Linked DNA regions of Homo sapiens: region 2 is linked to region 1. Evidence: chromatin loops called from intact Hi-C (ENCODE). Cell type or tissue: tibial artery. All regions are shown on one strand. Links, peaks and the distances in the headings refer to the core of each region. The heading gives the core; the rest is flanking DNA. Region 1 holds the start of LOC124902122 (a long non-coding RNA gene). Region 2 overlaps FREM1 (FRAS1 related extracellular matrix 1).

Region 1 (12,771 bases), core at 2,047-10,046:
GAATCTGATTTAGTAATCATACAGATTTTACTAGGCTGTCATTTAAAAACATGATGAGTTAACAGTAATCTCCTGTGATTTTAACAATTATTCTTTTAAAAATATTTATTTATTTATTTATTTATTGAGACTGAGTTTTGCTCTTTTTGCCCAGGCTGGAGTGCAATGGTGTGATCTCAGCTCACTGCAACCTCTGCCTCTCAGATTCAAGTGATTCTCCTGCCTCAGCCTCCCAAGTTGCTGAGATTACAGGTGCGCGCCACCACACTTGGCTAATTTTTTTATTTTTAGTAGAGACAGGGTTTTGCCATGTTGGCCAAGCTGGCCTTGGACTCCTGACCTCAGGTGATCTACCCACCTTGGCCTCCCAAAGTTCTGGGATTACATGCGTGAGCCGCTGTGCCCAGCCCAACAATTATTCTTATAGCTAAAGATACACATTGTTTGTAGAGAAACCGAGTTTTCTGTTACTTCACTTGAATATAAGGGGATTAAATATCTTTTTGTAGTCGGAAAAGCTTCAGGACTCCTTGTCTGACTTCTACTGTCTAGTTTGCATAACCAGTGACTACTTTACAAACTCATTTCTTCGAACAACTTAAGAGGAGCAGTTCGCTCAGAAGCACATATAAGATGATATTCGTACTGCAAATGAGACTCAGGAAGGTAGGGGTTTTGCCTCAAGTCACAAAACAGCTTAATGGAAGAACTGCAAAAGGAGCCCAAAGTGCTTTGATCACAACTCATTCTTGTCCATTTGGTTGGAAAACTCAACTTTTAGTAAAAATAGGGAAATGCACTCAACCTAAGAGCACATTAGAATGCTTGTTATATGCTCCTGTAGTGACTTTCACTTCCCCTCATGACCCTCATCATGTTCCCATTTCTAGTTAGATGTCCTCCTCTAATTAGATGATAAGCCTCAGGAAGAGAAGCTCACACCTGCCTTGCTCACTGTTGTAGTCCTGTATTTAGTCAGGGCTTTCCAGATAAACAGAATCAATAGGCAATATATACATATATAGAAAAAGATTTATCATGAGGGATCACCTCATGCAGTTATGGAGGCTGAGAAGTCTCATGATCTGCCACTTGTAAGCTGGAGGCCCCCAAAAACCAATGGTGTGGGTCCAGTTCAAACCTGAAGGCCTGAGAACCAGAGGAGCTGATAGTGTAAGTCCCAGTCTGAGTCCAAAGGCCTGAGAACCAGGAGTGCCAGTGTCTGAAGGCCAGAGAAGATAAATGTTCCAGCTCAAGCAGAGAGCAAATTTGCCCATCCTCTGTCTTTTTGTTTTATTGAGGTCTTCAATGGATTGGATAATTCCCGCCTGCATTAGTGAAAGTGATCTTCTTTACTCTTTTTACCAATTCAAATGATAATGTCTTCCAGAAATACCCTCACAAACCTGGAAATAATGTTTTACCAGCTATTTGGGCATTCCTTAGCCCAGTCAAGTTGACACATAAAATTAACAATCACAATTCCTGACACATAGCAGGTGTTAAACCAATATTTATTGGCTTATTGACTCTAATAAATCCACAGATTTAGTCAGGCTAGGGTTGACTGGACTTGGAAGTTAATGCTGTTACTTAAAACTCTGTTTCAAAATGCTGTGGCTAAAACATACAACAGTTTATGATATAGCAATTTCAGACCTGAAAATATACGGAAGAGAAATTAGTACATAGGTCCACCTAAAGAGAAATTAGTACATAGGTCCACCTAAAGAGAAATTAGTACACAGGTCCACCTAAAGATATACACAAGAATGTCCATAGCAACTTTATTCATAATGGCCCCAAACTAGAAACAATCCAAATGTCCACTAACAGAGAATGGATAAATAATTTATTTAATATTCATGCAATAATATGCAGTCATAATGAAGAAACTATTTGTATGTGAAAGACATGGATAAATTTCACAAACAAATGACAATATAAACTATATTATTCCATGTATACAAAGTTCAAGAAAAACAAAACTCATCTACAGAATCAATAGATGACATATAGATATATAGAAAAAGATTTATCATGAGGGTTTGGCCCATGCAATTATGGAAACTGAGGAGTCTCATGATCTGCTCTCTGCAAGCTGGAGGCCCATGAGAACCAGTGGTGTGGGTCCAGTCCAAATCTGAAGTCCTAAGAAACAGAGGAGATGATAGTGTAAGTTCCAGTTTTAGTCCAGAGGCCTGAGAACCAGGAGTGGGGCTGAAATAGTGCTCAACTCCGAGTGCTGGCGGAGAGTATTGACTGGACATGGAAATGAGGAAAACTTTTGGGGTGCAGAAAATGTCCTATATCTTGATCTGGAGGTTGGTTACATGAGTGTAAATGAATGTGTAAATTCATCAAGCTCTACCCTTAATTAATGTGTTTTATGCACTTTATACATATTATACCTCAAAATATGTTTTTTTAAAAACCCCAGAATTGGTATTCTTTCTAGAGGACATTTTGAATCTGCAACGTGGAAAAAATTTTGCTATGCTCAAATTTTCAGAAGTGTCCTATTTTCTACATAAATAATATGATTAACTTCAATAATTAACATTTATCGTTGAAAATATTATTCCATTTAAAATTTATGTCAACTCCTGGAGATGTCTAAAAGAAAAACCCTCATTTTATCCACAAGTAACTGAGGTTCTGAAAGATGAGCCCACTTCTCCAAGGTCACACAACTTGTAAATGCCAAGGCTTCCTTCAATCCCAGAGCCTCAGACTCTATACCACTACTGCTACCCATGATTCCATGCATGACCAAGCTACTCCATTGTTCTTTTACAGATGTATTATATGGAACTGATCTGAATTCAAAATATTAACTTTCTTGCAGGTTCTTCATTTGTGAACAAATGACATTTTATGCTGAAGATAGGCTTGCACCTGAGAGTCAACAACAGGGCCTTGTTAGATCTGGGCTGTGCAATGTTGTTAAGCTGTCCCATGATCCAGCAGATTAGAGCATTAGGGACACCCTGACACACTGAAGACTTGACATCACTTCAGATGAAAATGCTAAGATTGGTAGGTTTCTCCCTACCACAGGGAAATTAGAAATTATGAAATACATTGCAAAGACACAAGCCACGTAACATGGAATGCTGGCTTGGAAAAAAAGGACCTGAGCTTATGTTTAATCCCACCCTTACCTCTGGGAACTGGGGCACATTTCTGGGTTTTGAATTTCTCTTCTGTAAAAAGAAGACCAATGGCCAGTTCAGCCATGGCCAGTTCATCACTAATATCCCTTGAAACTCCGTGAATATATTCTATGAATACAAGCCTTAGAGGCAGCCTCTTGCTGCAAAAATGCAGCTACAAGTCTTTGATTCTTCTGTGGGTGAGATGAACACAGTCATGCCAAAATCATAGTGTTTTATAATAATCAAACAAGTTAATGTTTATGAAATAGCTTTGGAAATTGAAAAAGGCTACGAAATATTGCATTACATATGCAATTTGCGATAATTGGAGTAATTAATACTCATTTGAGATCAGCCATGTTGGAGTAGGTTAGATCACTCACATTCCTCTCTTCATGTACTGATCTAGTAACATTTGATCATCACTTCAGAGGTTACAGATGATGTGCTGCTGTCTATTGGATGATGCAGTTTATGGTTTTAAAATCCTAAGGGCCACCCTAAGAACCCAGGGTTACAATATGCTCAATATTTCTACTGATGATACTGAAAAGTCAATTTCTAGAGGATTCTCTACTTAAGAAGACAAAAATCCTTGACAAATACCTGCTTGGTTCCAAGATATGGTGGCATAAGTTGAGCAAAATAACAGATCAATGGAAAAGCATGGACAAGATAGGTAATAAATTCCTACTCCATTGGCTATAGTACTGAGCATTTACTTTGCTAAAAGGATGCTGGTTCAATGTGTCATGGAAGGAGTGCCCTGCAGAATAAATTTTGGTCTTGAAATTTTGGGAGGCTGAAGTTTCTGAGATCAAGTCAGGCCTTTTTGATCCCTCATAATTAGAGTTGTGACAGATCTAGGTGCCATTTTGTAACATTTAGTGATGACAAAGTATCTAGGGTATATTTTATGTCCAAACAACTTCTGGTGATGTCTAATTAAAGGACCCACTGGATCTAAGTCGAAGAATTCTAAAAAAATTTACGTTCCCATTTCTTGGAAATAGATGATTAAAAAGACCCCCTACCCAGGCCTTAGTTTCTATCCATGATTAGAAACTGTGGTATCAGCACTCTTCCCAGTATTCAGGGGCCCCATCAATAACACATGCCAAAATGCTCTAGAGGGGCCTCAGTAAGGAAAACAGAAGGCGTCAGGAAATTCTCCATCATTTTTCAGTGACAGCATTTGTCAGAGGAGGAAATTAGATTATAGAAAAATGCTGAATTAGATATCTTTATCAGTGACTGTTAAAACCCCAGGGAACAAGATAAAACTACTCTGAAGACAGTGGGGGTTGGTAAGTATGCTGCAAGAAACACAGCTCTGGTACACTGTTGGAGACATAGGGTGAATGTGAGAGTGAGAGCACACTTGTCAGGACTCAGAAGTGCAAACAGCCCTACTGAATTATCAAAGAATGCACAAGGATGGTTGATGGCAACCACACACATCGTTTGCTGTGTGTTATCAGAGGTTGCTGGAGATTGCTGGGGACTTGCTATATCATATCAGAGTCACAGCAATATGCCAAAGACATGGATGCCTTTCTGTTTAGCATTATCTATCCAGTGCAAACCTATTTGCTTATGACGTCCAGTGGCTCTCCAATGCCAACAGGGAAAAGACTAAGCTCTTTGGCAAGATATCAAAGGCTCTCCAAACTCTAGGTCTTGCTTGCCTATCTCACTTCATCTTCCTTTACCCTTGGCCTTCTGCTTTAAGCTTCAGTGACTCCCAGCTTGTGATTTTTCTACTTGTAGCAAACTACTCACATACCCATGCCTGTGGTCTTAGAAAGACTGCTGGTTAAAATGACCCATCTGGTTTTCTGTATCTGCTCCTTCCTATTCCTCCTTGTAGCATCAGCCCTGGCATTTATGTCCTCGGAGAAGCCTTCTCTGAATGTTTCTCTTAGCCCATCCTTGATCCTCCCATGGTATCTTATAATGCGTACTACTGCAGATGCAGGTATTATATGACCTTCCTTACATTGTCCTGTGGTTGAATTTTAGGTAAGTGGTGCAAATGTTAATACACTGGTTACTGCTACTATTGCTACGCGTGATAAACTGTTCTTTGTCTCAAACTCACAAGTTTTGTGTCTTCTGCCAGCATTCAAGTAAATGTGGCAAGCTAATTTGTTAGCTTGCAAGTAGGGTAAAATCCCAGGCTTTTAATAGTTCATTGTATACATTATATTCATTGTTTTACTTCCAGCACCAAAGTAGTGGTTAACATATGCTTAGTGTTTAATAAATGTTAGATGAATGAATGAATTGACTTAATGCTATAGAATAAAAGCAAAGAAAAGCAGCCCAAAGTGATCAGTCCACTTAGACCATGTCTTTTCAATGGCACCTGTGCTTCTGCTTAGCCATCTCCAGTGTGTCTTCAGTGGTTGTCTAGTGTGGCTTCCAGAGTTTATTTCCTAACTACATTTTTACTGATGCCAGCAAAGAGAGCTCAGATACTTCTGTGACATTGTTTAGAGCATGAACCCAAATTGCACCATCATCAATGCCATTTCTTACATGCTTACCAGGGCAAGATGCAGTGAGAAGTGTCATACAATTGAAGTTACATAGTTTATATAATTCCTATGAATTATTGGGCTAAAAAATAGATAACATTAAAAGCATAGTGTACTAAATGGGCTGTGCAAAACACAGAAGTATACAGTGCAGAAATTAAAGAAAGGCTTAACTAAATTTTTGCAGCCTCTTGTGAACAAGGTTTAGTGTATATAATTTGTGTCTGAAGTGCTGGTGTGGCTTTCTGAAATTGTATATTCTTTTTTCACCCCCATTTCATACGGGAAAACTTAGTCATGAAGTTAAAAGGTGAAATAAAATATGTAAGGTCAACTGCTTATAGCTAAAAAATTAGAGAAAGGGTCTGTAGACTCTAGAGAAGCCGCCTTATAGTTGTCTTTTACTTTCTGTTTAGAGCCAAGTCCACTTTATGAACAAAAAGTTTGAGAAGTATTTTTGATATAATTCCAAAGAAGACCTCCAAAAGATTCCTAGACATGGGGAAGTGTCATCTATTTAAAAAAATATTTAATTAGGCCCAGTGCAGTGGCTCACGCCTGTAATCCCAGCACTTTGGGAGGTCCAGGCGGGCAGATCACAAGGTCAGTAGTTGAAGACCAGCCCGGCCAATATGGTGAAACCCCATCTCTACTAAAAAATACAAAAATTAGCTGGGTGTGGCAGCACATACCTGTAGTCCCAGCTACTCAGGAGGCTGAGGCAGGCTGAGGCTTGAACATGGGAGGCGGAGGTTGCAGTGAGCTGAGATCGCGCCACTGTACTCCAGCCTGGGCGACAGAGTGAGACCCCATCTTTGAGATCTAGAAGTAATGAGAGATAATTTGAAACTCTGAACAAAGAAACTTTTAGAAAAAAGCATTTTTTATCATACTCCCACCCCCTACCTCAAACATATTTGGTTGAGTGAGTTGACTGTAAGTTGGGAACCTATCATAACTGTACTTGTAAGTAAAGACATGTTTTTAAAGAAACAAGGATAAAGTTCATTGCATAGCTGGTCATTCTTCAAATAATGCCAGATCCTAAGTGATTTCAGGCTTGTTAAGTATATTCATACTGTTGTGAAATAGATCTCCAGAACTTTTTCATCTTGCAGAAGCTGAAATTCCATACCCATTAAGCAACACCCCTCTCTGCCTCCCACCAGTCCCGGTAACCACCATTCTACTTTCGGTTTCTATAAATTTGACTACTTTAGACACTTCATATAAATGGAATCAAACAGTATTTGTCTTTTTGTGACTGACTTATTTCATTTAGCATAATATCCTCAAGGTTCTCCCACATTGTAGCATATGCAAGACTTCCCTTTCTTCTAAAGGGTGAATAATATTCCATTGCATGAATAAATCACATTTGTTAATCCATTTGTCCATCTGTGGATGTTTACGTTGCTTCCATGTCTTGGCTATTGTGACGAATGTTCTGATGAGCATGGGTGTTAAAATATCACTTCAAGACTGCTTTTAATTCTTTTGGCTATATGCCCAGAAGTGGGATGGCTGGATTATATGATAGTTTTATTTTTAATTTTTTGAAGAATTTCCATACTATTTTCCACAGAAGTATCACCATTTTATAATCCCACTAATAATGCACGATGTTCCAATTTCTTCTTGTGGAATTCTTAAGACTGTCTTTTCTCCTTGAGAAACTCCCTGGGGATTGTGACCAGCGATGTCATTGATTTTCAATCTGACTGAAGAATGTAATTTTCCTTCCAATTGCAAAGTGTGTACTCCCTAAGGAAAGGAGGAGAGAAGGGTCATCTCCATATATGTTAAGTAGAGAAAAATGTCAATAGTTAGATGCTGGGTAAATACTGCAGGAAAAGAAAGGCGTTTCAGTACACAGCATTTATTCAAATCAATGCACCTGACTTGGTGGCTAGATTTAAGTTAAAGTCTTTTCAGTGTGATGGACAAAGCAGATGTGTGAGCATGAATTCAATCATGAAAAGTCTTTATTAAAATACAAAGAGTCAACATATGTCACGTGGGGGAGGCTTATTACTAAGAATGTAAATTCTTAAGACAAAACCTTCCTATAGCCCATGTGATAAATCTCTTTTCTGTTCCTAGTCTTATGAAGGGCATATTACGATGCTTTAGGGCACATTTATTTGTTGGACTTACCACAATTCATAATTAAGTATTTAGTTTTGTGCTTATTTTTTAATATAGGAAATGAATACAGCATAAGGCCAGTGGCATGTTGTTTTTTTTTCTCATTGCATTTTCTTCAGTGATGAAGCTGGTGCCTGAGGCATTGTTGGAGGTTAATAGATACTTATGGAATGAAGGAATGGAGTGTGGTAGAAAGAGTCTTATTTTCTGAGGGAGGAGTTACGAGTTCTGTACTCAGAACCACTACTAAGTAGCTGTGATTTCTAAGGCAAGTGACTTAGTCTCTTGGTCTTGGTTTACCCATCTGTCAAATAAGGATTTCATATTTAAACACTTTTTTCCCCCAGACAGTGTTACTTGGGATCTTGGAGATTCTAGGAGGTGCCCTGAATTGCAGAATGCAAAAATCCAAGAGCCGGGGACACTTGGTCCTCCACCGCTACTTTCCAAACAAAGAGATCTACTTATTTCTGTTTTATGTGTTAGGATACTACCAAAATGTTTATTTACAAAATGATTTCAATGCTTAAAAAATATTCAAAACCCATAATTTAAATTGGAAAATCTCTAAGTCTCCTTTTAGCAGCTAACTGCCTGGGCTTTCCTCATCCCCAGAATCTTCACTTTATCCAGGGTTTTGATAAAGTGTCACCTCCTCAGAGAGACCCTACTTGGCCAACAAATCTCTTGGTATAATTTGTATTTATTACCTGGTATTATTCTCTATTTTGTGTGGCAGGTGTTAGTGTATAAATCTTATCTCCTCAACAGCACTGCAGGTTCTTTGGGAGTGAGGGCCACATAATGTATATCACTTTCTCCACCCTAATCAGTACTTAACATAAGGCCAGAAATGTAATAGATATTAGTATTCAACCTATTCATTCACAAATCTTTAGAGAACTACTCGTAATGGTTATCATACATTAGACACTTGACATTTACAAGTCTCTCAAGATACCATTTAATTTCTTCACCTTTAAAGTGGGGGAAAGAGTACTTTCTTCAAATGTTCGTTTTGAAGATTAATGAAGATCATGCATTAGATGAGAATAGCAAAGCTCTGGTGAGCTGTAGATTCTGGGCTGGGGGTAAGGTTCACTCACTGTCTGAGTGATTAGTGCTATGTCTCTCCCCTACTCAAAACCCTTTAGTAGCTCCCTCTTGCCTCAAAGATTGAATTAGACATATGTTATGGTGCCTGACCAGCTTTCCTATCCCTCTTCCCTGCTACCATTTCTAAAATCTTTTCCCACCCCATGTGATTCTGATGTGTCCACATCCAAAGCCCCCACTCCTTCCCCTGTTGTTCTGTCTTTTTTTTTTTTTTTTTTTTTTTTTTTTTTGCTAAAACTGTTATGAACGATGACTCTCTTCTTTTTGGTTCACAAGTCATAGGTATGCAGGCCTACATTGCTGCTATTCTTCTTTCCCATGAAAAAGCCTGTGTTACACTAGGAGCAAATAAGGTTAATATGCAAAGTAATGTGGAGACAGAGCTTGCTGATAGAGAGAGAAAGAACTGATGCTATTATTTAAGTCCCTAGATCCACTCAAGGTAGTAGGGTTGTTGTCAGGGTTAAATGAGTTAATAATGGGAGTGCTGCAGCCACTGCCGCTGATTCCAGATCTCATTGCCACACGCCCCGACGACTGCCTGATGTGCATTCCTGATTCCTTTTGGTTCCAAGTCCAATGTGGCAACTCTCAAGGATCAGCTGCTTCATAATCTTCTAAAGGAAGAACAGACCGCCCAGAATAAGATTACAGTTGTTGGGGTTGGTGCTGTTGGCATGGCCTGTGCCATCAATATCTTAATGAAGGACTTGGCAGATGAACTTGATCTTGTTGATGTCATCGAAGACAAATTGAAGGGAGAGATGATGGATCTCCAACATGGCAGCCTTTTCCTTAGAACACCAAAGATTGTCTCTGGCAAAGACTATAATGGAACTGCAAACTCCAAACTGGTAATTATCATGGCTGGGACATGTCAGCAAGAGGAAGAAAGCCGTCTCAATTTGGTCCAGCGTAACGTGAACATCTTTAAGTTCATCATTCTTAATGTTGTAAAATACAGCCCGAACTGCAAGTTGCTTATTGTTTCAAATCCAGTGGATATCTTGACCTACGTGGCTTGGAAGATAAGTGGTTTTCCCAAAAACCATGTTATTGGAAGTGGTTGCAATCTGGATTCAGCCCAATTCCGTTACCTGATGGGGGAAAGGCTGGGAGTTCACCCATTAAGCTGTCATGGGTGGGTCCTTGGGGAACATGGAGATTCCAGTGCACCTGTATGGAGTGGAAAGAATGTTGCTGGTGTCTCCCTGAAGACTCCGCACCCAGATTTAGAGACTGATAAACATAAGGAACAGTGGAAAGAGGTTCACAAACTGGTGGTTGAGAGTGCTTATGAGGTGATCAAACTCAAAGGCTACACATCCTGGGCCATTGGACTCTCTGTAGCAGATTTGGCAGAGGTACAGTGAAGAATCTTAGGCAGGTGCACCCAGTTTTCACCATGATTAAGGGTCTCTATGGAATAAAGGATGATGTCGTCCTTAGGGTTCCTTGCATTTTGGGACAGAATGGAATCTCAGACCTTGTGAAAGTGACTCTGACTCCTGAGGAAGAGGCCTGTTTGAAGAAGAGTGCAGATACACTTTGGGGGATCCAAAAAGAGCTGCAATTTTAAAGTCTTCTGATGTCATATCATTTTACTGTCTAGGCTACAACAGGATTCTAGTTGGAGGTTGTACATGCTGTCCTTTTTATCTGATCTGTGATTAAAGCAGTAATATTTTAAGATGGACTGGGAAAAACATCAACTCCTCAAGTTAGAAATAGGAATGATTTGTAAAATCCACAGCTATATCCTGATGCTGGATGGTATTAATCTTGTGTAGTCCTAAACTGGTTAGTGTGAAGTAGTTCTGCCACCTCTGATGCACCACTGCCAATGCTGTACATGCTGCATTTGCCCCTTGAGCCAGGTGGATGTTTACCGTGTGTTATATAACTTCCTGGCTCCTTCACTGAACATGCCTAGTCCAACGTTTTTTCCCAGTCAGTCACATCCTGGGATCCAGTGTGTAAATCCAATATCGTATGTCTTGTGCATAATTGTTCCAAAGGATCTTATTTTGTGAACTATATGTATCAGCAGTGTACATTACCATATAATGTAAAAAGATCTACATGTAAACAATGCAGCTAACTATCCAAGTGTTATACCAACTAAAACCCCCAATAAACCTTGAACAGTGAAAAAATAAATAAATAAATGAGTTAATGCATGTAAATAAAAACGTACATAAGAGTGTATATGTTCAATAATAATTTGCTGTCCTCAATCATATCTCAATGTATAATATTTCTATGTATTCTTATCTTCTCCAACTAGACTGTAAAGTTTTTGAGAGCAGGCACTAGGTCCTACTCAGCACTTGGCCTACACTTAGGTTCAGTAACCCTCGTTGAAGGGATCAGCATATTTCTGTGAGGCACAACCAGTGTGTGGCTTCAGCTTCAGCTTTCCAAACAGTCTGTGATTTTGTTAGTAGAATTGTGAAATTTACTCCTAATGTGTGGAACGCATCTTTGCCTGTGGTTTTATTTTGTTAATTTCATTGTGTTCTAACTTAGGCTAAGTTGCCATGATGTTTTTGTGCGAAAACTGATTTTATTTTTATTTTTCATCATGCAAAATGTCTTTTGAGAAAGCTGGAGTTAGGACATTTTTCTAGAGTCACATTTTAAAAAATTAAGGTCAGTAAGCAAAGACTCCCAACTCCTTGAGTTATGCTTGGAAAAATAAAATTGCTGCTGGTGCTAAGCTTTGAAATTACTAAATCACTCTCAAGTCCCACACAGATTGTTAAAATGGAAAACATCTGAAAATTAAATTCTTTATGTTGCCTTTGGTGCATCTTCCCCTTTTCTGTAAAAGGTGGAGATAAAAAGGATTCCTGAAAAGGATTCCTGATGATTTTTTCATGTTTTTAATGCATGTGCAAAATTCTTATGTCTAGTTAATGCTAGCATTTGAAGCTGTGTCCAAATGCAAGCATTTGCCTGTTTGATTTTCAGTTGTGAAGGCAGAGTGGAATGGAAGCTGTCAGTTTATTCTGATTTCCTGTCTGAATTTAGTGGACAAATGTGGAAATGATAATATAATTAGTAGAATTTTTACCCTGAAGTTTCCATATCTACACACAATAGCCTTGAATATGGAGGATGGGAAATGTTTGCGCAAATAGATTCACTGAAGCACATGATTTGAGTATAAGCCCTTGTAAAGTTAGGGGACCTGAATCCCTCATCCTTTCAGATCCAGCTGGACCATTAGCTCCAGAAATAAAACAAAGTGCTAGGAGAAGGATTCCTTTGTTGTTAATAGCTACATGCTTGCACGATGTGTGCATGTGTGTATTTGGAAGCCTGTCCCTTCAGTGTCTCTCCAGTCAGGAGCATCTTCTTCAAAGCCTTCACGCAGACGATTCCTTTAAAGCCTGCCTCTTGTCTGAAATAAAACAATAGCCTGCTAGCAGCCTGGAAGCCCTTGAGGTAATTGGTGAATTGAAATTGGTATGTATCTTTTTCATCTATCCTTTTATTTTTACCACAGATGTACAAATAAACAATTGTGTTGGTTTTTTGTTTTTAAAAATTACATATTATTCTGTCCATCTTTTTAAAAATAGTTTTATTGAGGTATAATTGATATATAAAAATTGCACACATTTAACAGATACAATTTGATGAGTTTGAACATATGCACATAATAGATAATCAAGGTAATAGATAAATCGACCACCTCCAAAAATTTCCCTGTGCCTCTTTGTTTTTTGCTTTGTTTCATTTTGTTTTGTTGTAAGAATACTTAACATGAGATCTATCTTAACAAATTTCTAAATACAATGTGC
Region 2 (12,771 bases), core at 1,051-9,050, 73 kb after region 1:
CCCCAGGATTCACAGTAAGAGAGCCAGTTACACAGGCTTACTCATGCTCGCCCCCATGCCAGGGAGAGTTCCTGTGCTTTTGGGGGTAAAACTGCCAGCGACTCATTGGAACTGCAGGCTTGTTGGTTCTGCTAGTAAGTGCTTAAAACAGTAGGTTTTGTATAAAATTTCCCTTCTCTGGTTCTCTTCTAGGTCCACCATCAGTACAGCAACTTGGGAAGGACTGGGGCTAGTTACGTGCTAACCTTCTTCCTCCTTTACTCCCAATACTCTTCAGCTTGTCATTTGACCTTTTATAACACCTTCTCTTTGATGCTTCCTTTTGTCCTTCTTGAAATCAGGGGGTCCACTCTGCAAGGTCACAGGAAACTAGGGGGAGGGAGGAGAATCTCAGTCCCATGGTTATGTTTGTCACAGATTTGTCACTCTTCCAGGCTTTGGGATGAAGGGCTAGCTCATCAAGGAGACAGGCTCCCAAAGACCTCCTGCGTCTTCCAATCTCTTTTAATTCTCTTGTTTTTCTCCTATTGATCTCTATATATTGAAATAATGACAGAAAGTGGATTCCATTTATTTGAAATATTTAACATGCAGTGCTGCTGATTCATGAACTCTATAATTTGTTTATTGGGGAAACCGGGGAAACTGCACCTGCTGAAACAGCTGAGATTTTTTTTTTTTTTTTTTTTTGAGACGGAGTCTCGCTCTGTCGCCCAGGCTGGAGTGCAGTAGCGCAATAATGTCGGCTCACTGCAAGCTCTGCCTCCCAAGTTCATGCCACTCTCCTGCCTCAGCCTCCCGAGTAGCTGGGACTACAGGCGCCTGCCACCACGCCCGGCCAATTTTTTGTATTTTTAGTAGAGAAGGGGTTTCACCGTGTTAGCCAGGATGGTCTCAATCTCCTGACCTCGTGATCCACCTGCCTCACCCTCCCAAAGTGAAACAGCTGAGATTTTGTGCTGAGGAAAGATGATCCAAGATGATGTTTGGAAATACTTCTATCTTTCACAATCTGGCTTCTCACTGGGATTTCTCCTAAGGGGCCCAGTCAAATATTGAACATTATTACCCCAAGGAATTGATATGACAAGGAATCATAAAGAAATGATAAAACAAAATCATAGAATTAAGATCTGGAAAAAAACTGTGAGGCAGACTAGTCAAATTGATCAGGTAAATCACTTGGGTAGCTTTTCAAGGATAAATTTCTGAGTCCAAATAATAGTTAAGAGCATGGACGCTGGGCCCAGATTGCCTGGGTTCAAACGTCCACTTAACTAACTGTGTGACTTTTGGTCTCATTTTCTTCAACTTAAAGTGGGTTTATAGTACCTATTTCTTAGAGTAACTGAGAGGATTAAATGATAAATACTTATTATGTGCTTGACATAAAACCTGGCACATAGTAGCACTATGCATATTGCTGGTTTTAAAAGTCACCCAGTAAAAAACTCATTAGCCAGGTTTGCAAAACCAGGCTGGGTTTAGCTCAAGCTTCCTATTTTATAGTGGTGGCCCCGAGAAGTGACATACCTTGTTCATACAGACCTAAACACTAGGTCTATAGACAACTAATAGATGTTTTCTGTTTGTTTTAACACAAAACTCCTTTCACTTTTAATGATTTATTATATCCATTGAAAAAAAATTGGAGCCATTTTTCTTTTTGATCAAATTTTCTCATTTTTTTCTTACTATATTGAATACGCCTTTATTTGTTTATATTTTAAAATCTGTTTTATTGGGAGTTTATCCCTTTACCTTCTTGCTTTGTTTATCATTAACCTATTCCATAGCTTATTTGGCATGTCATAAAACAGATTCATTTATGAATATAAAAGTAATAGGCTCACTGCAGAGAATATTAAAAAAAACACAGAAAGCAAGATAAGAAGAAAATAAATATAGCTGTATTTTTACCATTTTTACATACACACACATGTGCATGAGTGCATGCCAGAGTTGGTTTTGTTTTATGGAATCGCATTTATACTATATGTGAAGTTTTGTATCTTGTTCTTTTGTTATTTTTATGGTTGTACAGTCAATTCTCATCAAGTGACCAAATGATCCTTCACTCATAATTTCTTCTAGATTTTTAAAGGTCTTCTTCCTTACATTTGCCTTTTTAATCTACCTCAAATACAATTTTATTATATGATGAAATACAAGGAACAGTTTTTTCCAAATAGCCCAAATTTTCAACACTATTCATTGAACAATTAACTTGTTTCCCATTGATTTTAGATGATCTTCTATTGTATATAAGGATATAACGTATACAATTTCAAGGCTAGCTCTTTTATTTCTTAGATTTACCTACTTATTCTTTGTCAGTCTCATATTATTCTAAACATAATAGGCCTATAATTTTCTTACAGACAGGTTCTTCCTTATCACTTCTCTTCAAAATTTTCATGGCCATTATCACCTAGACTTAGTTCCAAATAAATATAATTAAATCATTTATGTTAGTTTAAAAAAAAGCCCCTAAGGATTTTTATCAGTATCCAATTAGAACTATAAATTATTTGGGGAAAATTAGAATAATGGAACATTTACAATATTAAGTCTTTTCATCCAGAAATGAAGTATCTCACTTTATTGAACAAAGGTTCTTTTATAGGTTTCTGTAAAGTTCGTAGTTTCCTTCATGTAAGGTGAGCATACTTATTAAGTCCAGTCCTAGGCACTTTGTTTTTGTGAACCTATGGTGAATAGAATATTTTTCTCCCATTATATCTTCTCAATGGTTATTGATGATAAACAGAAAAGCTATTTTTGGAATAATTTTCTTTTATCTGGCTTCTTTCCTGAATTCAATTATTTTAAGAAGTTCTCAATTCTTTGGGCTTTTAAAGACCATAATTATATCTTTCACTAGTGATGATAATTTTGTTCTTTCTTTTCCTGTAATTATTCTTCTTATTTTTGCTCTATTCCCCACTGGTTTGAGAAGAACAATATTAAATATAATGTTATTTGTAAGAATCTTTGTCTTATATTTTTTACTTTTATCAACTGCCCACATTGAATTCATCTTTGAAATTATGTGGTCTCTCTGCTTTTTCCATTAATGATCAATTTGTATCACCCTTTTCCTTTTAATCTTTCTATGTAATTTTAAGTGCCTTTCTTGTAAGGTACATATAATTGGACATTTTTGTTGAATTTCAGACTATTTGTCTTGAATAAGGAAATATAAACTTTATATTTGTGGTAGTAATAGATACACTTTTTTCTATCATGTTTTATGCTTTCTTGCTAATTAAAAAAATTTGTCTTGCAAAATAAATGATGTTTTCTTTGCCTTTATCTTATTTGACAATTCCTTATCACAGTTGATGTTTTATTTGGACTTAATTCTAAACTTAAAAATATTCTTAAGCCTATATTTGTAATATGTACGGTGAAAAAATGAAGTGAGCTCTCTTGGCTCCTTCCTATGTATGATGATAACTGATCCAATTGATCCTTTCTCCTGGCAATTGCTTTGTTTATATAATTTGCAATTTCAGTTCTAGCATATGATTGTTATACTTTATTACAAGCAGTAAGCTCTTTCATCATTTGTATCCACTTTATTAACATGTTTAAAATAACGTACTTATTTAGACTTGACTCTAGACTCAATTGGTCTTAGCATTAAGCACCAGTCCTTCTAAATCACAATTTACCCCTCTTGAGTTTTCTAATTATGCATCTTCAAATAATACTTCTTCCCAGTGACACACGAAGATTAGATACTCTAAACCCTGGGACATCTCAGTATCGTTCACCTGCCTTCATCAACCATGCAGTGGGAAGGGAAGGGGTTGATTGTCTTCTCCTCTATTCCTCTCTTGCAATTCTCTTTTCTCTGGGCATTGCTGGTTAGTTTCTTAATTTTCAGACTGGTGGCAGGGGTGGTTTTGGGGAATGGGAGAGAGGGATCTTATTTGATCAGGCATTGATGACATATGATTTCATGCTCTCTGAGCCTGGTAGATGTCTCAAGCTGCATCTTTGTCTTAGGGACAAATTTATGGTTTCTCTGGAGAGTCCCATTCATTGATCTATCACTCATAGCTCTCTTAAGAGGATTATTTCTAACCTGAGTGATCACTTGCAATTTCTCCTGCAGCTCCTAGGATTTGATTCTATCTCCAGCATTTTCCTACTGGATTTTTGTCCTCTCAAGAGTGCACTCTGAAGTTCAGGGTCCAGGAGATCCCAGACCAGCCCTCTGCCCACTAGGCCCTTAACTGGAAACATTTATATGTCCCTTGTTGCCACAAACAAGAACAGACTGATTTTGGCACAGCCATCATTTTTTTTGCTTCCAGCCAGTTAGCTTCCTCAGATATGAGCCCTGCATCAGCTCTCTGTGTGTGTTTCAACTGCAAGAAACACATTTTAAGGGACAGGAGATATGGCATTGCTCTGCTCTTCCTGCTCCGTGCCAATGTTTGGTGTTGAAGGTCAGGAAAGTGACTGAACACAACGCAGCAAAGCACTCCTCTCTCCTAATCAATCTTTTTCTTACCTTTCTCAATCTTTTTATATTCTTATATGGGCAAGAAAGTTCTGGAGTCTGGAATTAGTTCCAGACAACTTGCTTTGTAAATTCTGCATATTTTACTACCTGTCTTACATTCAGTTGCACATCTAATCTCTTTTATTGGAACTTTAGCATTCTGTTATACACAGATTACAACTCCTAGCCCAATGGCAAGTGTTCAGCAGTATGGGACTAATGTGAATTTGGTAACTGAGCCTGGTTCTCTCAGCAATGGGCTAGATCAAATCCTGTGAGAACTAGCATCTACAGCTATGAGGATTCTTTTCTTTTCTTTACAAAGTCTCACTCTCTTGCCCAGGCTGAAGTACTGTGGCATGATCATAGCTCACCATAACTTCAAACTCCTGGGCTCAAGTGATCTTCCTGCTTCAGCCACTCGAGTAATTGGCTATAGGTGTGCACCACCATGCCTGTCTAATTTTATTATTTTTACTTTTTTTGTAGAGATAGGGTCTCGTTCTGTTGCCTAGGCTGGTCTCAAACTCCTGGCATCAAGCAATCCTCCCACCTCGGCCTCCCAGAGTGCTGGGATTGCAGGCGTGAGCTACCACACCTCACCCTGTGAGGATTCTTTCTGCCCATAGCACTTGTTGAGATCTTAGATCTTGTGGCACAATTTCATGGTTTCTTTGGAGGGTCTCTTGCTCATAGTGCTCTCATTTTGGGAGGATGCATGCCTAGCCTCAGTGGCCACTTGCAATCCCCAATGCCCAACCCTTGCTTGAAGATCCAGGGTCTTAACTAGCTAGACAACCAAGCAACTATTCTTCATTTGCATGAGAACCAAATCATAAAGACATATTTCCTTCATCCTTCTCCTGCCCCCTTTAAAACTACATGACAGGAGGTGAGGAAGGCGGCTGGAGGAGGTTGTTGGTGAGTGCCAGATTGCTAAGTGCCTACTTTGGCTATTTCATTTGTCCTCACTTAATTCTTGGTAGTCTAGTATTAATATTTTCATTTACAGCTGGAAAGAAAATGAGACTGAAGAGTTAAGTAACTTGTCTAAAATCACACAAATTAAAAGTGTTGGAGATAGAATGATAAACACAGTTCCTTCTGATGCCAAAGTAGGTGCTCCCTTCTTCACCTGGCTGCATGTAAGAGTCACCAGGGAGCTCGAGAAATACTGGTTTTCTGGTCCCCTTTTTGGAACAATTAAACAAGAACCTCTGGAGACAGATCCTAGGTACCAGCATGTGTTTAAAGCTCCCCAGGTGATTCCAATATGCAGCCAGGCTTCAGGTCACTGCTAGACGCTAGGCTGTGGCTGTATTAAATATTATGCTATTAGCCCTGTATGATATCACCTCATTCATATTATTTCCTCCTTTATATTTTCTCTATCCTTCAAAAGTCAGAGAGTGCGTGGCTGCCTGTCTATATCAGAGCTGGAATTCCGAATCAGATTCCAAAGGCTGCATTCATGGCCGTGTTTATTCTGGAAGTGGATCAGTTCATCCTGACCTCCTTGACTACATCAGTTCTGGACTGTGAAGAAGATGAGACCCCTAAACCCTTGCTGGTGTTCAACATTACTAAAGCCCCGCTCCAGGGCTATGTGACTCACCTGTTGGATCACACCAGACCAATCTCCTCATTCACCTGGAAAGATCTCAGTGACATGCAGATCGCCTATCAGCCACCAAACAGCAGCCATTCTGAGAGGAGACATGATGAGGTAAGAAGGAGAGACAAAGCTTCCAGCCTAGTTAGAAGTCACAGGGTTATTTAAGAACCCCCTACCCTAAACCCTCAGGTTCCTTTGTACATTCATTGCCTCAGAAAAGAATCAATCACTGTAAATCAGGATGCACACTCACTGCCCAGAGGAGCCAGGCAGGTGGGGTCAATGAGCAAACCCCACTGAGGGGCACTGTGGCAAACTGAAGAAAGAGCCATCCCCTCAGGAAGCAGCTGCCACTCAGCTCATGCCCACCACTGCCCTGCAAGGATACAAGTGTGCCCACTGTTGCTGTAGCACTCATGTGCCAAGAGAAATTGGAAAATGATACATTTTTGGTAAAATGCTTAAATTCTTGAATATAGAAAACAATTAAAACTTGTAGTGAAACGTATTGTGCTAGCTACCAAATATTTCTGAGGGCCACATTTGACCCAGGGCTCACCAGTTTGAGAACTGCAGCAGCCTTCGACAGCCTTCCTGAATCACAGAGACCATTGAAGTTAGAGATGACTTTTGTTTACAATTCTTTTATTTTTAACAAAATTTTTTTGGTGTGTTTAAGTTCTGGGGTACATGTGCAGGATGTGCAGGTGTGTTACATAGGTAAACATGTCCATGGTGGTTTGCTGTACCTATCAACCCATCACCCAGGTAGTAAGCCCAGCATGCATTAGCTATTTTTTCTGATGTTCTCTCTCCCTCCACCCCCAACCCCGACAGGCCCCAGTGTGTGTTGTTCACCCAAAATATGGAACACTTTCCGAATTTGTGTGTCATCCTTGTGCAGGGGCTATGCTAATCTTCTCTGTAGCATTCCAATTTTAGTATATGTGCTGCCAAGGTGAGCACACAATTCTTTTATTAATAAATTCTTTTATTCTTTTTTTTTGTGAGAGCTTTTTATGGGAATCCTTAATTTTAATTAATAACACGGACTCAGGATAGGACATTCCGTAGTCTTATTTGATAACTAATTTCACAGTGAAACACAGTCCATCGGGAAGGTCCTACTTCTATCTAATTTCCTTTTGCTGCAGGTTCCACCTCTCTCCTCTGTTTTGTAGTTAGTGGGAGGGGAGGACAGCTGGTTAAAGTCTTCCACATAATAGTGCTTCACATGCTTAAAGAACTACCAGCAACTTGATTCAAACAGGGTGGAAATTGTAAACGAGCAGACTGATAGAGACTTGAGCTCAGGTTTATTAAGGAAAATGATCGTCCCTGGGGTTATCTCTATTGTAATTTCGGCATTTTCAGCATGTAGCCTCAAGGGAAGACAAAGGACTTCAGGCTATAAACGCTATGCTTTGCCTTCTGCTTTTATTTCCCCCTTTTCATCATAGTCTGTGGCCCCCCATGCCTTCCCTGTTAGGAAGTAATTTCTCATTGCACATCCAATCTTAGAGCACTGCTTTTCTGGCCTCTTCCTGTGTGTAGTTTCTGGCATTGTATAATGTACTCTTAAAGCAGAACCTGTGCGAATGTGTGATTTTTTTCGTTAGACAGTAACTCTCAATTTTTTCAGTGGAGATCACACAGTTTTCAGGTTGTGTGGACTGGAAGCCCTGGGCCAGGGCCCAACCGAATGCATTACCCCTCCAAAAAAGACACCTCCTGCCCATGTAGTTTCCTGTTCAGTCTGTTGCTTTGGCAGCCTTGAATCAGTTTCTTTTGTTATTTAGTGTTTGCTGATATAGTGCTGTTTGATTATTTATCTTATCCTCTTCCATGGACCACATGTTCTTCAAAAGTAGGGAGTATGCCTTGCATTTCTGTGTTATACCTCATTCTTCTCTGTCAACATCTGGTGCAATACATACACAGCACATAATAAAGATCAAAACTTATCACGCAGCCCCTACTTACTTATTAGTTATGAATTTCATGAAAGCAAATAAAGTTGAGATATTTAAAAATATGTCTAGTGAAATACATGTCTCTAGATCAGGGTTTCTTGATAGTAGCAGTACGACAATTGCCATTTTGTATCAGATAATTCTTTGTTTGGGAGGTTGTCCTGTGTACGGTAGGATGTTAGTATCCTGGCCTCTACCCACTCGATGACAATAGCATTTTCCCACACACCGACTTCTGAAATTAAAAATGCCTCCAGACATTCCCAAAAGTCCTGTAGTGGGACAACATCACCCCTAGTTGAAAACCACTTCTCTAGATCCTCCACCTTTGAGAAAGATTTAAGTGACTGAATGTGGGAAGGGGTTGGTCTCCTAAGCAAGTGCAGAGACACTTCTCCAGCATATTACCAATTTTAGATTAATAAATTCTTTTATGTAGAAGAAAATTTAAAAATACCGTTAAAGTAAGGAACAAGATCTAGAACCTGAAAAAGTCAAATCAGGATGTCTAAATGAGATGTGGGAACTGCAGAAATGTGAATCCCCGCAGAAAACTGAATCCACTGTGTGTGGGTATAACCCAGAATTAATGCTACTTTACCCTGTAACGCTTCAGTGTGTGGCTCCTTTGCCTCTGTTTGTTTACAGGTAGAATTGGAGGTATACGACTTCTTCTTTGAAAGGAGTGCACCTATGACAGTCCACATCTCCATCAGAACAGCAGATACAAATGCCCCCCGTGTATCCTGGAATACAGGTAAAGCTCAATATAAGGCATAGAGCAACATAGCCCTGAAGGGAATACAAGAAAGTAGATGGGTCAGGAAAGAAAGGTAGTTTTATTCCTATGTCATACATGTGGCAACTGAAACCCAGACAGATTAAGGGCATCACATAGTAGCTTTTGTTGTTGTTTTTTTATTCCTCCTGGCAGCGTGAGAAATTTAAATCCAGGATTTCTGCGTCCTGAGGCCAAGTTCTTTCCTCTGCCGGAGATAAGACAAAGGGACACTTTTCAACTGAATGAAGCAAAAAACTGACTATTTGTGATATTGAGCTGTAGTGGGACTGAAATCTCCAACTCAAATTGTTCCAAGGGATTGGAGAAAGGTTTAGCTTTTATAATCTATAGTCTATTTTTATGTTGGGCTGCATGGAAACTAAAATATGTAAATAAGAGCTTTAACTGCTTTAAAATATGGCTTTCTATGCCTCTCAATTCTGAGTGGACTTATGTGATATATATATGTATATGTTGATCAGATGTAAATGTGGAATGTAAATGGAGATCTTTTCCTTCTCACTGATCCCATCAATACCATTTGAAACATACTTATAAGCAGTGGTGGTAGATAGTATTAAGGAAAAAATATCTGTGTCTGATTTAAATCCTCAGGTGGCAGCTTAAACGAGCTGCCTCGTGTGTGTACACATAGATATGTGTTTGTATGTGTGTGAGTTTCAGCAGAGATAGAGAACATCAGGTGAGCAGCCTTGATTTATAATTCTGGCTATACATCCTACTGTACCTCTGTCAAGGGGGTAATGAGAGAAAAGATGGAATCAGTAACCTAAAGTTTAGGAATAATCACATGTTGCATGGGCTCCTGCCTGAGTGTAGAGATGGAATAGTCTGTACGTGTATGTGTGATCGGTGACACCCAGGTTTGCTCAATGTCATTTTGGCTGCTTTGAACATCAGAATCCCTTTTAAAATAAATGTTTGCTTATTATGAACTTGATCTGTGCCATCGTTGAAATTTGGAGAATGCATCTAAAATTATTATTTCGCCGTGAAGATATAACCAATGTTAATATTTTGCTGTATATATTTCTAGGCTTCTCGATTGTTCCTCTGCTGTGCTCCGTGATGCCTTGTCCTATGCACTCCTGGCTTCCAAACCCTTATTGCCAGTCACAGAGATTCTTCTTATGCACTTCTGTCCATTTCTTCTCCCTCCCACCCTCCCTCCCTCCCTCCCTCCCTCCCTCCCTTCCTTCCTTCCTTCCTTCCTTCCTTCTTTTTCTCTCTCCCTCTCCTTTATATATGTATTAGCCCAATTTCCCTAGAAAACAGACCCCGAGGCAGATCAGATGTACTAACCCTATACTAAAAGCAAGAGTAAGGGGAGAAGCAAATAAAAACGCATGGCTGAGCTGGTGTCACAGCTTTACAATAAGATAAAGCAGATTGCTCTGCAGTGTTGATGTCTCCAGGGAGAAGATGCAACTGCTGTGTCTGGTAAGAGTTGGAAGTGGGGTTGGGAAAAGGTCAACAATCTATTAATGGTCAGTTATTTCCCATCTCCTGTGTTTAATGGGTTAAAGTTTACTTCACTGGCTGTTAACTCCCCACATGCCCAGATTGTGTTATCTGGCCCCTCTTAGCAGCCATTGCACACACTTCCTGGGTCCCCTGGTGCAGGGCCTGATCAGCCACAAGGTTGGTCCTGCCGCCACTAGAGGGCAGTGGAGGTAGCCGGCTGCATCAGAAGATGAGGCAGTGGTGGCAGGAGGGCTTTACAATTTTGGAGACTGGGAACCCTCATGGGGCGGCTGCAGCTAGAGAACAGTCAGTTGGTCGAGGCCGGGATGGCAGGTGAAGCTGGCAGATGTGAGAGAAGCATAAGATAAGTCCAGCAGCACGCTACCTTGCAATTCGACCAGCTTGCTCTGCTCCCTTTCAGGATTATCTGTAATCTGTTGTAATATTGGAGTTAATAGTACTAAAAATAAAAATAGTACTAAAAATAAAAGCTACATTCCAGTTTCTTGAAAAGCTTTTATAGATGCAATATTCAGATGGTTTCATGAGTGGAAATTCACTCATCTTTTCTTAAGCAGGCACGTTGGCATGTCATAGAACTTGCCAATACCCTTTTCTTATCTTTTTTTAAAAAATTTAAGTTCTGGGGTATATGTGCTGAACGTGTAGGTTTGTTACATAGGTATACATGTGCCATGGTGGTTTGCTGCATCTATCAACCTGTCATCTAGGTTTTAAGCCCCTCATGCATTAGATATTTGTCCTAATGCTCTTTCTCCCCTTTCCCCTCTACCCCCGAACAGGCTCTGGTGTGTGATGTTCCCCTCCCTGTGTCCATGTGTTCTCATTGTTCAGCTCCCACTTATGAGTGAGAGCATGTGGTGTTTGGTTTTCTGTTCCTGTGTTAGTTTGCTGAGGATGATGGTTTCCAGTTTCATCCATGTCCCTGCAAAGGGCATGAACTCATTATTTTTTATGGCTGCATAGTATTCCATGGTGTATATGTGCCTCATTTTCTTTATCCAGTCTATGATACCAACACCCTTTTCTCCTTTCTTTCATAGGTCTGAGTCTCCTTGAGGGGCAGTCTCGAGCCATCACTTGGGAACAGTTTCAGGTTGTCGACAATGACGACATTGGTGCTGTCCGGCTAGTCACCGTTGGTGGCCTGCAGCATGGATGGCTGACTTTAAGAGGTGAATGATCCAACTTGGTAACCTAGCAAAGAATCCAAAAGTATTTTCTTCAAAAGTAGATATATTTAACAGATATATGTAGCATCTCTTGGGCCCAATTTCTCAATGAAATTGTCAAATGCAGAAAATCTGGAGATCTTGAAATCATTGACTTTTGTGTTCAAATGCTCAGATCAATGTCTAACCATTTATGAATGGTACCTTGTACGTGGCTCATTGTTTAAACCTCAGTTTTGCTTTCTGGATGCCATGCATGGCTTCTTGTAAGTATACTCCTTAACTAGTTATTTTTTTCCCAGTTGGAGGACAGAATGTTTTTTATTTCTCTGCTTCAAAGAAGTATATTGAAAAATTAGGCCGAGCGCAGTGGCTCACGCCTGTAATCCCAACATTTTGGGAGGCCAAGGTGGGTGGATCACCTGAGGTCAGGAGTTCAAGACCAGCCTGACCAATATGGTAAAACTCCGTCTCTACTGAAAATACAAAAATTAGCCGGGCATGGTGGCGGGCGCCTGTAGTCCCAACTACTTGGGAGGCTGAGACAGGAGAATTGCTTGAACCTGGGCGGCAGAGGTTGCAGTGAGCCAAGATCACGCCACTGCACTCCAGCCTGGGTGACAAAGCAAGATTCCATCTCAAAAAAAAGAAAAAAGAAAAAGAAAAATTAATGCTTAATTAATACTTTAGTAATAATGATGTTATGTTATTAGTAGTAGTTGTCATGGTTTAAAAGAAATAAATTTATAATTCTATGGGATGATAGTTAACAAGGTAATAATCTAATAAAAGTAATATTTACACTTTATGATAAAATAAGTCATTCCTTATAATGAACTCAGAGGATTTAATTCAATTATCTTCTTAGTTTCCCTAACTGTAATGCAGAAAGATAACTCTCACCATCATTTGTGAGCAGGGAATTCTGGAATCAAAAACAAAATAATAAATGTATGATAAATCCTCCTGCTTAATCTCAGGACAGTGGGAGGCCAGTTTAAATCTGGGTATACCAGTCAGGTTGGGTGTTCGCTTGTATGTAAGAGAAATCCAAGTGTAGTGGCTTGAAAATTAGTTATTTTCTTCATGTATTTGAGGCTTGAAGACCCAGAAGGAACAATGAAAGAAGTCATGATCTAAGTTTGCTGTATCTAACAAGTTTTCCTAGGAGCACAATACAACAATTTCCACTTAGATTTCTTTATCAA

Evidence for each region. A loop is a pair of places that touch in the nucleus more often than their neighbours do. Peaks named below come from ENCODE experiments on the same cell type or tissue, not always from the same donor. Only the 100,000 strongest peaks of a DNase experiment are listed, where the experiment ranks them.
Region 2: it touches region 1 in a loop (8-fold over the local background); 5 of 110 quality-filtered maps call a loop at or near these places.

The regions. Positions count from the first base shown.
Region 1 is chr9:14,919,107-14,931,877 of GRCh38, reverse strand. LOC124902122 (a long non-coding RNA gene) reads left to right here and starts at 210. Exons shown (of 2, transcript XR_007061421.1): 1 at 210-252; 2 at 2,849-3,950. It also overlaps the pseudogene LDHAP4. In tibial artery, for the core only: no CTCF peak of the experiment used is centred there; no DNase peak of the experiment used is centred there; H3K4me3 peaks cover 551 bases; H3K27ac peaks cover 939 bases.
Region 2 is chr9:14,844,755-14,857,525 of GRCh38, reverse strand. FREM1 (FRAS1 related extracellular matrix 1) reads left to right here. Exons shown (of 37, transcript NM_001379081.2): 6 at 5,919-6,242; 7 at 8,753-8,861; 8 at 11,435-11,566. It also overlaps the pseudogene RNU6-1260P. Among named protein-coding and RNA genes, the nearest start is that of FREM1, 59 kb to the left of the region's middle. In tibial artery, for the core only: no CTCF peak of the experiment used is centred there; no DNase peak of the experiment used is centred there.